3 separate regions of the Homo sapiens genome follow, and regions 2 and 3 are each linked to region 1. A link is a contact called in ENCODE Hi-C data. All regions are on one chromosome and are shown on one strand. Each heading gives the region's core, a stretch centred on a gene start or an enhancer-like site at or near the end of the contact. The rest is flanking DNA. Distances are from core to core; before and after follow the strand shown.

The links. Hi-C counts contacts between places; a loop is a spot of excess contacts on that map. Pooled maps may share reads with other maps.
Region 2: a loop to region 1 is called in a map with no recorded cell type, with 9 times the contacts of the local background. The contact joins the promoter of PDGFDDN here to the promoter of ARHGAP42 in region 1. A Hi-C loop is called at or near these places in 6 of 37 single-sample maps with no recorded cell type and 4 of 50 pooled maps.
Region 3: a loop to region 1 is called in a map with no recorded cell type, with 5 times the contacts of the local background. The contact joins the promoter of MAML2 here to the promoter of ARHGAP42 in region 1. A Hi-C loop is called at or near these places in 3 of 37 single-sample maps with no recorded cell type and 3 of 50 pooled maps.

What each region holds. Positions count from the first base shown.
Region 1 is chr11:100,684,669-100,688,835 of GRCh38, forward strand. ARHGAP42 (Rho GTPase activating protein 42) reads left to right here and starts at 2,620. Exons shown (of 24, transcript NM_152432.4): 1 at 2,620-3,164. The coding sequence starts at 3,011. ARHGAP42-AS1 (ARHGAP42 antisense RNA 1) reads right to left here and starts at 3,287. Exons shown (of 2, transcript NR_133571.1): 1 at 2,965-3,287; 2 at 1-1,035. RefSeq lists silencers at 1,990-2,284, 2,335-2,524, 2,825-2,994 and enhancers at 2,221-2,931, 2,645-2,694, 3,015-3,384.
Region 2 is chr11:103,904,871-103,908,985 of GRCh38, forward strand. It overlaps PDGFDDN (PDGFD downstream neighbor), which reads right to left and starts at 2,000. Exons shown (of 4, transcript XR_947960.3): 1 at 1-2,000. PDGFD (platelet derived growth factor D) reads right to left here. Exons shown (of 7, transcript NM_025208.5): 7 at 2,319-4,115.
Region 3 is chr11:96,341,927-96,346,319 of GRCh38, forward strand. It overlaps MAML2 (mastermind like transcriptional coactivator 2), which reads right to left and starts at 1,269. Exons shown (of 5, transcript NM_032427.4): 1 at 1-1,269. RefSeq lists silencers at 1-145, 1,263-1,452.

The DNA.
Region 1 (4,167 bases), core at 1,370-3,869:
ATATTTCAATCCATTACATTTGTTTATGAAAACAGGCTTGCAGGTATTGCTGATCTTTTATATAGAAAGTCTATTCTCTAGGAAAGAATCTGGTTCAGTTAATTATGATGGAGAGAATCATGCATGGAAACAACAGTTCAAAACCGACAGTAAACCCACCTCAAAGCAAAAGCATTTCTGGTTTTTCTCAAGTAGCTGTGTTAATGTGGCATAAGAGAAAGCCTGACTAGCAGGTATAATTAAAGTATGAATCATAGGAATAAGCATGAGTAACTATGAAAACACCTACAAGAAATAAGCCCATTATAACATGATAAACTTTAGGGAATCATGAGTGAAGGGTAGGAGAAAAAATCCTAATTCCATGTAAATGCAATGATGGGCCTGAGTGGAAACATATTGATAAACAATAGCATCAATGTATTATTAGTACAGCATCTGTGTGAGGCTGTGGAACACAGCATATTCTGCCTTATGCTTTATGGGTACTTATTTTCCACATTTCCTTTTTCTGAGAACTGCTTGAGGTCACGGATAATGCTTCTGTCTTTTTATAGAAATCACTTCCCCACCCAGACCTTAGTAATGTAGACAGTAGACATAAAACATATCATTACATACATGAATGGGCAAATGATAACCTGTATCATAGAATGTACAATACATCTGCCCTGGCATGTAACACTTTTAAAGAAAACTAAACATTGACATCCAACATATTAAATGCAACTTATGAAACACCAATGATGCATTTTTAAAGACTTAATCACAGTACGATGATTTAATGAAAAACAAGAAGAGAATGTTATATTTTATCGTTTCGTATCTCAGCAGTTTGGCACTGGATTCAGTTGATAGGAACAGCAACATGGCAAAAGTTGAAAGGAAACTGTTTGGCCTGGGTGATTTTTTGTCTTTCAGGCAGAGTAATGAGTAAATACAAAATCACCTCTGGTGAGACACAGTCCACTGGTGTTTATGTCATGTCATTTCATTAACTGACAAACAGAATTACTGCCTCTCCCTTCCCCAAACCTGCAAAAGAAAAAAAAAATTGAAGAGTATTTAGTTAACAAAAACAAATTTAACACTTGGAGTTAAAATGGCTCTAATAGTGACTGGTCATTTTGCCAATATGGGGCCAAAGATGTGAATATGGATGGAAGGTGTTTTGAGATGGAGTCGTTCTGTCACTCAGGCTGGAGTGCGGTGGAGTAATCTCGTAATCTCGGCTCATGGCAATCGCCGCCTCCCGGATTCCAGTGACTCTCCTGCCTCAGCCTCCCAAGTAGCTGGGACTACAGGCGTGCGCCACCAGGCCCAGCTAATTTTTGTATTTTTTAGTAGAAACTGGGTTTCACCGTGTTGGCCAGTATGGTCTCCAACTCCTGACCTCAAGTGATTCTCCTGCATCAGCCTCCCAGAATGCTGGTATTACAGGCGTTAAGTCACTGCGCCTGGCCCATACTGTTTACATTATCTTATCTGTTTTAGGTTTACATGTTATTTTTAATGTTCCTGTACATTTAAAAAATTGAAACCAAGAATCTTGACTGGCTCTGAAACTTAATTGGGAAAAATGTAAAGCACTTTAGTGGAATTTTTCCCATGATCTGTAGAATAGTTTTTAAACAGATGGTTCATATGGACAAAGCAATGAAAATGCAGAAATTAAAAGCAGATCCTTAAGAACAATATCCGAGTTCTCAGAAATCCTATAGATGATGTCAGGACGAGATGTAAAGCAGTCGTTTCTTTTGCTGTCAAGGTTTTAAGAGAACAGAAATTTATTAGGTGAACCTCCACCGGAGGAAGGATAAAGCCTGTGGGTAGGAGTTAACTATTTATTTCAAACTCCAGTCCACTTCAACAATTTGAAAATTTTCCCGCTCCTAGGACAATTCCATCCAGGTGCCAATAGGAGATACTACTATTGTGATGCAAATAGGTATTCTACTAGAAGTAGGAGCACGTAAGCAGAGTGAGGATGACTTGAAAAATCGTCCCACCTTCCCAGCTATGGAGTGGGGGCAGGGGGAAGAAACACCTCCAGGCTGGATCATTGAAGCTGAGGGGTGGGAGAGCGACGGGACAATTTTTCAACGTGGAATTCAAATGCATTCGGTGGGGAAGTGTGAAGTAAAATCTAAACGAACGCTAGACAGTAGTATCTTCCATCTACGCTTCAAAATACTCAGACTTTAGGGAAACTTAACGTTGGTTTTTCTCCCAGAGAATTGTAGGGAGTGGGTGGAGGGGACACTGTTAGGGGAGGTATATTGGGAGTCAGATCCTTTTGTGGAGCGAGGGACCCCGAAGTGTCACCAAGGGCTAGCCGAAACCAGGGGCCCAAGAGGGGACAGGGCTAACACCCCAGCCAAGGCCGGAGCGCAAGCGCGGGGCTGCAGCGCGGGGAGCCCTGGAGCCCAGTGCGGGCGGACGGGTGGGGCAGGAGGGCAAAGGGGCGAAGGGGCGGGGTGGCGCTGGGTGGGAGCGCGGCGGCGGGGAGGAGGGTCTGGGAGCCCGGGTGCGATTTGCAAGCGCTCTGAGCCTGCGTCCGCCGAGGGGGAGGGTTTCCCCAGCCCGGCCGGAGTTGCGGCTGTGCGCTGCTTCTGGCTCACAACGCCGACGACTGTCAAGAGAGTTGGGGAGTGGAACTGCCGGAAGTGTCTGCGCGCCGTGAGAGAAACTTTCCTGCTCCGGCCGCGGCCCGGAGCCTCGCCGCCCCCGCGTTCCGAACGACGATGCGTCCAGATGACAACAACCTGAGGGGACTCGCGCCTCGGCCCGCCGCCCGCGCCTGCGCTCGCCTAGCCTCGGGGGAGGAAGACTGAGCCCGGCGCAGGCGGCGCGGCGCTCGGGGCCCGTTTCCTCCGCGCAATCAGTCCCCTCGCGTCCCGGCGCCTTCCCCGCGATCGCGCGACCCCAGCGCCCGCCGCGGCCGCCGGCTGCCCCCGCCCTGACCTCCGGCCCGGACGTGTCCGCGGCCGCCGCTGGCAGCGCCTGTGCCATGGGGCTGCCCACTCTGGAGTTCAGCGATTCCTACTTGGACAGCCCAGATTTCAGGGAGCGCTTGCAGTGTCACGAGATTGAGCTGGAGCGAACCAACAAGTTCATCAAGGAGCTCATTAAGGACGGCTCTCTGCTCATTGGGGCGTTGAGGAGTAAGTAGGGCTGGCGGGGGAGTGGACACCCGCATCTGGAGAGTCCCCGCGGGGTGCGGGTCCGAAGGGTGGGTTGGAGGAGTCGGAGCTTCTTTTGTTTGAATGGATTTGGGGACAAAAGCTGAAGAGCTCCCCTGCTGGTGGCCAACAAAGTTTGTTCTTGAGGTGTTCTTTACTTACTCACATGTCTACAGGGATGGGGAAAGTTCTCTACAGGGCACTGGAATATATCCTGAGGAAAGTCGTTCAAAGTCATCTCGTTGTGTAATGCTCCTAGGAAGATGTTGGGGACTTTAATTTTTTTTTTTTAATTTATTGTGTCTATTAATAGTTTGAACTAAAAAAGCCCTTAAGGGGGGAATCAAGAGTTTGTCTTAAAGATAAAATTAGGCTAGTTTAGTGATATTGAAAGAAAATTATTAATGTCTCTCATACGTCAGTGGCTCTTCATTGGACACAGTCATTGAGTTGGCTTTTTAAAAAGCATACATTTGCAGTTTTGCCATTTTGTAAGATAATGGAAGACAGCAAGGCACCAGTGCATTTTAACTCTGCAAGTTTTCTGTGCGTCTTAGTTTTGGTTTGCATTGTGTGGGTGTTGGGTGTGTCATTGGGATGAAAGTTAAGGGGTTAAAGGCCAATCAGAACTTTTGATGATCTGTAGAATATAAAGACTGTTATAGTCTATAATATAGGGCTTCTTCCACCTCCTTTCCCATACACCTCTTGATCAAATTTTCCTTCCTCCTTTTATCCTCTGGATCTTAGCTTTCAATTCCTAAGACCTAAGAGTATCTGAAACTGAAGAGTTTCTCTTACAGAGAATTGAGCACAATTACATGATATGGCTTGTTACCTTTCCCAGGAGGTATTTGCATCTTTTAAAAAATTTATTTTTATTTATTTATGTATTTATTTATTTTCCATCTTCAAAGGAGCCTGTGAAAAGTATTTGCATCTTAATAGAGGCTTCTGGATGTTTTAGCTACTGAAATGAAGCCGT
Region 2 (4,115 bases), core at 750-3,249, 3.2 Mb after region 1:
GACTGTGGCTAAATTTCTATTGACAGAAGTCAACAAATATCTACCACCATATCCTGAAGTTTGCACCAAAGTGGACAGTACTGAAAAATATGCACCTGATGTGTTTGACTCTCAAAAAGCAGTGATTTCTTAAAGCAGTTGGGAATTTTACCCTATTAATTGCTCACTTGGGTAACCATGCAGTTGATCTCCTCGACTGATCTATCTCCTGTCTTTCCCAAAGCAGATATTGATCCTGATTTTCTCTGATTTGAAGACTGACAAGTAGAGGCAGGTGAGAAAGGAAGCCTGTGGGAGACACAGGGAGAAAGGAAAGTCTAGAAAGACACTAGAAGGCCTGAAGAGGAGAAATTTATACTATGACCTCAACCAGAAACAGGTTAGAGACCTTAGTTCTTAAAAGGGAACTTGTATTGTAGGTATTATTTAAAATGTAAATTGAATCCAAGAATGATTTTAACATTTGGTTTCTGGTCACTAAACCTGGCAATAAGTATAAACAGTTTAAAATAATCACAAAGTCAAATGATTTTGCTAGAAAATGAAGATTTCTTGGTCCACAGCTTGTTGCACTGAGTATATTAACCTATGTTAAGAAGTTAGCTCCACTCTCTTTTAATGTAGTCTGCTAAATAATTTTTAGACATCTCTATAGAAATGAAATTTATTCAAAAAAAGGACACAAATTAGTTTGCAAAATTCAGAAATATAACTGGAAAAGCAAGCATAAAGTCTTACATTAAGTGGTTAGTTGCTTATCCCTTGTTGATGCCTATTTTATTTGAGAGATATCCCAGTTGTGCTATGCTAAGTTTTGAAGGTCTGTGTAGTCTTTAACTTGATCTTTAAAAACAACAGAATTTGAGTGAATGTCAATAAAACCAGTGAATTATAAATATTCTGTCTTCTAGCATGTTTGACTAGGGCTGCCAATAAACAAAATTATATTTCCTAGGACTTCAGGCATGAATACTAATCTATTGAATTTTAATTTAATATTCTATGAGGAACCTAGGAGAGTATCAACAATTTAGACATCTGTTGAGTTATTCTCAGAATAAAACTGGACATGTGAACATTTCAGGAAATGAAATAAAATTCTTAATGTCTTTGTATTAAAATGCAACATATATACATACATATATACACATATATTCACATATATATACATATATATATTACTATTATGACTTTTTACCTAAAAACCCCAGTTACTTGAATTAGCTATTAGGCACAGAATTATTCGACCCTGTCCCCATCCCTCTCCCATGCTCACACACTAGCTAGTATTTCTGATGGTAAAATTAATTCTTGCCACAGAATACAGGTCTTTACTCCCATTCCCCAAATGACCTAAAACCACTAAAATGGCAGAGTTTCATTCAACACTGCAGCTGCTATTTTGTCTCCAGCAGGATGATATAAAGATTAGGCTATAATCAAAAGCAAAAATTCTTGCATGTGCATTGCAGCTAGAAGAGCTCTCTTTATGCTATGTGCCTCTTCACAAATTACAAAGCAAATGATATAGGAGTGTAGCTCCTAAACTGGTCTGTCTGAACTGATAACACTGAATCACTAGTTGGCTGGGGTGTCCACCCAGATGGGAAAAGGAGGTGGATAAAAGGGAAATGAGGTTGTAATGTTGTTGACTTCAGGCCTCAAGGAAGAGACAGCTGTGGATTTTCTTAGGTGAGGAACAATGTCAGAGGAGAACATAATTCATTATAAGACTCATGGGGAAACAGTCAAATGAAGAAGCAACAAAGCAGCAACAAAACCAAACCCAAGTCTTGCCCCACTGTGCAGCTGCAGGACAAAGACAGAACAGAAGCCTGTAATTGGGGAACAAAGTGTTGTTCTTTCGGGCATTATAAAATGAAGCCTTCAGAAATCACTCAATCTTGTCATTCCAAACAGTTTGATGCATTTGTGAAAAAAAGTTTTCCTTTTTTTTTTTTTTGAAAGGAGTCTTGTTCTGCAGCCCAGGCTGGAGTGCAGTGGCGTGATCTCGGCTTACTGCAACCTCTGCCTCCCGGTTCAAGTGATTCTCCTGCCTCAATCTCCTGAGTAGCTGGGACTAAAGGCGCCCACCACCACACCTGGCTCATTTTTGTATTTTTAGTAGAGACAGGGTTTCGCCATGTTGACCAGGATGGTCTCGATCTCCGTGTGATCCACCCCCTCGGCCTCCCCAAGTGCTAGGATTACAGGCTTGAGCCCCCGCGTCCAGCTGGAAGTTTTCTTTTCTTTTTTTTTTTCTTTTTTAGCAGTGTACACCTTTTAAAACTGCAATTGAGTACTAAATAATGGAGTAGTTTTGTTCAAAAGCAATATTTATTTTTCATGAAGATAAGAGGCATATTACATTCGCTATAGAAAATGCTATGAGAGGAAAAAGCTGCATGTTACCGATATGACAAAAAACATAAAAAACTCTACTTATGAAAGTGTTTTGCCCTATAAGAACATATTCAATAAAAGGCATTATTCCAGGTGAATGAGCCATGCGGAAATGTGGATTTATTAGGGTTTGTTTTGAAATGTAATTTGTACGGCCAGCTTTTTATTCCTTTGATGGCTATCAAATAGATTTATTGGCTACATGTTAGAAGTGCAAAAGATAACAGGTAACCAAGGGAGAAGTTTTAATAAAACTCTCAGGAAAGGCAAAGAAAAGTGAGTGAATATGCCTGCTTACATTTCAGCTAATAAATAAAAAGTGCAGATAGGGCTTTAACTGAAAACCTTGCTGGTTATTGCAGCCTGGAAGGTTTATTGAAAACTGGGTAGAACACTCTCATTTTTTATATTTACAGCTACATTGTGAGCTGTTCAGGTTAGAGTGATGTAACGTTCATTTTGACTTTGGTACAGGAAACTGATGTTTTCACAGGAAACTTGCAAAGCAGTTATGAAGAGGAAGAGCGTTCTTAATTATTAGTGTCTGCCTGAGCTATTTCTGATTGTGTTCTGGGATTTTAGAGAATTGAACAATAGAGTATTTAATTTTACCACTCCCCTCTTGAGTAAAAACATCAGACACTTTTAGGAAAGTTTTAGAAGGTACATCTTCAATAAGCAGAGATCTTTCATCTCAAATAACTGGGAAGAATTGCACTGCTTAAGAATAGTTGAACTTGGACCTGAGAGCACCATACTTAGAAATCTAAGTATATTTAGGTCACTCATCTAACACTGGGACTTTACCAGCCCTGTCACCCAAACTGGTTGTAGTTAGTAGGACCACAAAGTCACTGAAGAAATCTGCTTTCCTTTTAACTTTCAAGGCAATAAGAAAAATGTAGTTCTCTGTTAGCAGTCCCTGAGCTATCTGAATTTCGGTGTTTCTCTCTTAAGCCTCTTGCTTTGGAGGATGATGAATCATTTCCTACTCCTGGAGTTAGTCTCCTTTAAAACAGACACAAAGGAGGCAGAGAGAAAAAATTACTCTAAATACCATTAACCAATGTAAAACAGTTTTCTATTAAACAGTAGGACAGCAGGGCCAAACTTGTGTTACCACAATTGACAACTGGCTTCTTAAAGCAAGCTCCATAGATTAAGAACCATAGCCTCTAGGACTGATTTTACTTGGTTCAGAAACAGGAAATCAGAACAGTGAGCAAGTATACGATTAGAAATTTACATTAATAAAATGTGATTTTTTTGATACACAAAAGCTTTTAGGTTGTAAATAATCTATGATGGCCTGCCAAATATAAAATGCCATTATAAATCCATGTCTATATTTCAAAAAGACGGGAACACAAAAGCAAGATACATTAAATTAATTGGTGTAGTTTGGAGAGTTCGAATCCATTATTAGATATGGATCCTATCAAATATCCCACCTAATTTCCAGTTACGTCGATGTTTCAATGTTCACTTTTTAAGTTCTCAACTACCCACATCTTTCACTGAACACCATCTGGAAAGGTTCATACAGAATGCCCATGCCATTCTTGAAAGGATTTGCTTTTGTGGAGGGGTTTTGCAAAGAAAAACAATTCAAAATTCTGTTACAGCTTATACATTGTCTTTTGTAGGACTATAATAAAAAACCTTCTAAGTAAGTTTTTGAGATAGGTGTTAAATGAATAAGCATGCCTCAG
Region 3 (4,393 bases), core at 19-2,518, 4.3 Mb before region 1:
ATGGTGAGGTGGAAAGAGGCTACTGCTGGCTATTGCAGGCAAGTCTGTTTTTGACAATGTGAGCTCAGTGTTCAGGGCCACATGAATAGAGGTCTTCAGAGGTTGTGGGGGAGCCGTGGAGAAGTTGTGGGGGAGGGGAGTTAGTAAAAAGAGGGTGGGGAGAAAGAATAGAAACCAACTGGGGGGAGGATAAGTTGGAAACAAACCCTGATTAACTTACTCTAATTGCATTTGACAGCTCTGGAGAAGTTGGACAGAGTTGGTGGATTTTTTTTCCTCCACCAAGCTGACAAGAGCCACTAGGTACTTTGTAAACACACGATCTGGGGGTTAGATCAAGAATTCAGGGATTGTCCAGCAAGAGACAGAAACACACAGCAAAAGGTATTGAGAGAGGTATTAATAGAGAGGACTCCCCCTCACCTAGTTGTTTCCGACAATTCTTTATGGGGATGTTTCTGCAGAGAAACACATTTCTACCATGTCTATGTAACCAGCAGCCTTGACTTTTCCTCAGGTTAAATAAAAAACCAAAACAAAACAAAACAGTGCTGTTTCAGAAGATGTTTAAGTCACTGTTCAAAATGTGCAAAAATCAAGGGAGACTGTCTTTTGGCTTTTAATTTTTCCTCCCTTTCCTTTCGCTCCGGTGTTTTCTCCTCTTTGGGGTACTGTAGGATGTTGTCTTCTCCCAAAAGAGGGAGACAGCTTTTCAACTGTTAACAATGTCAGTAATTGGACTTTTGGACCATGCTTTTTTCTTCAGCTAATCCAATCACCGGTAAAATCCTCACTCCCTCTAAGGTTTCCTAGCCTTAAATGAAAAGCAATCTTAAGTCGCTAGCCACTGAGAGAGATCCTTCAACACATTTTTTTCTTTCCCGCTTACGTTTCTATTCCTCACCCCCGGCTCTATTCTAATACAGTATCAAGAGAGACAAACTCTTCCGAGAGTAATTTACAAACGATGGTCAAACTTACAAACTTCCAGCAAATTGCACCGAGTCATGTCCAGCCACTTTTCTGTCCACTTTTGTACATTCCATCCCCGGCCAGTGGATCTGAGGGTCTGGACTCGCAATAAGCAATCTGGTTCTATCTCCTGTATTTGCTCCGCTTTATAGATGGAAAAAAAAAGTAGCTTGTATTTTCCTTTCTCTTTCTCGTCTGTTGTTAGCCGCTTTGCTGACACTGGCTCGCGCCCGGAGTCACGGCGATACACAGGCTTTCATTGTGCTCCGATAGGAGAGGGAGAGAAAGAGAGAGAGTGAGACAGAGAAGGAGAAAGAGAGAGCCAGCAAGCTGCAGATGGGGGTGGGGGGGCGGGGAGAGGGCGGGAGAGCTCGTTCGAGGCTCCCTGGTGGAAGGCTGGTGCCACTGCGCGAGTGAGTAATCGCAGCCAGGCACCGGGGAAAGGGGAACGCAGAGGGCCTCCCAGTGGCTGAAGAGGTAAATCCCAAGCCCTGCGCATCTCAGCTGCCCTGGCTCAGCTCAGCATCAGACTCGGTTAAGCGGGGAAGGCTGGGGAAATTCCCCAACCTCTACACAACCATTTCACCAGCTCTAAATGTTTAAGAAATTCCGGGCCAGGAATGTGTTTTCCCTTTCAGCCCTACATTACGCCCCGCTGAGGATATCATTTTCATTTTTCAGTATATTGTAAATGACACCACTGAGCAACCTAGCACGAGCTGTGTGAGCACCGAGGAAATGTTCATTAATAGAATAAGGAAGATATGAATGTGTGTGTTGAGGGCGGAAGGGGTTGCGCGTGGAGAGGAGAGGTAATCACATTGTTAGCTCCTAAAGGGCAGGCAGGTGTAGCGTTTGTCTACCTGCCTGCCCATTTGTGTGTCTCTGGATAAGTGAGTCTGGGTGATCACAGGCAAATCAGTTGGGATAAATAAAATATTTTATGAGAATGATACAATTATCGATACCAGTTCTAGAAAAAAACGCTTTTTTTTTGGGAATGCATGATTGCCTATGAAAAACCAAATATAAGACCTGAAGTATCCTTAGCTACCTGGTGCACATATACAATGAGGAAAGTCAATGTGTAGCAGCTGAGTTTCAAAAAGTTTTTTTTTTTTTTTTCTTTTAATGGAGTCTTGTTATGTTGCCCAGGCTGGAGTTGAACTCCTGGGCTCAAGTGATCCTCCCACTTGAGCCTCCTGAGTAGCTGGAACTACAGGTACTCACCACTACTGCACCTGGCTCTGAGTTTCAAGAAGTTTAATAATAGAAACCAAATAGATCTCACACAGATCATTGTTCCCCCATTTTCAAGTGATCCAACCTTTAAAATATCCAATCCTGGCCAGGCACAGTGGCTCACGCCTGTAATCCCAGCACTTTGGGAGGCCAAGGCAGGTGTATTACCTGAGTTCAAGAGTTCAAGACCAGCCTGGCCAATATGGTGAAACCCCGTCTCTGCTAAAACTACAAAAATTAGCTGAGCATGGTGTCATACGCCTGTAATCCCAGCTACTCGGGAGGCTGAGACAGGATAATTGCTGGAACCCAGGAGGCGGAGGTCGCAGTGAGCTAAGATCACGCCACTGCGCTCCAACCTGGGCAACAGGGTGAGTCTCTGTCTCCAAAAAAAAAAAAAAAACTTATTGTGGATTCTGCTTATTTTCAATTATGAAGATTAAATTAAGGTGAGCATAATACTGCAACAGTCAGGACCAAAAATATTCTGGGTATCCTAATTTGGAAGTCATTTGGATTTGAGGTCTCAAATAATATACCTTCAGTAATCTAAACAAACTCTGGCATTTCACGAATATGGTCGTTTCAAACTGAGCTATGGATAGAAATAGGCAAAATCAAGGCAAACATCTCAATACTGGATTTATTTGCAATTTAGTTCCCTATAGGATAGCCTACTTTAGTCCATTTTATTTTCACCAATCCTGTTAGCTTGGAAATGGGGACAAATACACTCAGATTTTTTGTTTGTTTTATAATTTCTTTTATTTCTTTTTTTAAATTTTATTATTATTATACTTTAAGTTTTAGGGTACATGTTCACAACGTGCAGGTTTGTTACATATGTATACATGTGCCATGCTGGTGTGCTGCACCCATGAACTCGTTATTTAGCATTAGGCATATCTCCTAATGCTATCTCTCCCCCCTCACCCCACCCCACAACAGTCCCCAGAGTGTGATGTTCCCCTTCCTGTGTCCATGTGATCTCATTGTTCAATTCCCACCTATGAGTGAGAACATGCGGTGTTTGTTTCTTCGTCCTTGTGATAGTTTGCTGAGAATGATGGTTTCCAGCTTCATCCATGTCCCTACAAAGGACATGAACTCATCAATTTTTATGGCTGCATAGTATTCCATGGTGTATATGTGCCACATTTTCTTAATCCAGTCTATCATTGTTGGACATTTGGGTTGGTTCCAAGTCTTTACTATTGTGAATAGTGCCGCAATAAACGTACCAGTGCATGTGTCTCTATAGCAGCATAATTTATAGTCCTTTGGGTATATACCCAGTAATGGGATGGCTGGGTCAAATGGTATTTCTAGTTCTAGATCCCTGAGGAATCGCCACACTGACTTCCACAATGGTTAAACTAGTTTACAGTCCCACCAACAGTGTAAAAGTGTTCCTATTTCTCCACATCCTCTCCAGCACCTGTTGTTTCCTGACTTTTTAATGATTGCCATTCTAACTGGTGTGAGATGGTATCTCATAGTGGTTTTGATTTGCGTTTCTCTGATGGCCAATGACGATGAGCATTTTTTCATGTGCTTTTTGGCTGCATAAATGTCTTCTTTCGAGAAGTGTCTGTTCATATCCTTTGCCCACTTTTTATGGGGTTATTTGTTTTTTTCTTGTAAATTTGTTTGAGTTCATTTAGATTCTGGATATTAGCCCTTTGTCAGATGGGTAGGTTGCAAAAATTTTCTCCCATTCTGTAGGTTGCCTGTTCACTGTGATGGTAGTTTCTTTTGCTGTGCAGAAGCTCTTTAGTTTAATTAGATCCCATTTGTCAATTTTGGCTTTTGTTGCCATTGCTTTTGGTGTTTTAGACATGAAGTCCTTGCCCACACCTATGTCTTGAATGTTATTGCCTAGGTTTTCTTCTAGGGTTTTTATGGTTTTAGGTCTAACACATAAGTCTTTAATCCATCTTGAATTAATTTTTGTATAAGGTGTAAGGAAGGGATCCAGTTTCAGCTTTCTACATATGGCTAGCCAGTTTTCCTGGCACCATTTATTAAATAGGGAATCCTTTCCCCATTGCTTGTTTTTCTCAGGTTTGTCAAAGATCAGATAGTTGTAGATATGCGGCATTATTTCTGAGGGCTCTGTTCAGTTCCATTGGTCTATATCTCTGCTTTGGTACCAGTACCATGCTGTTTTGGTTACTGT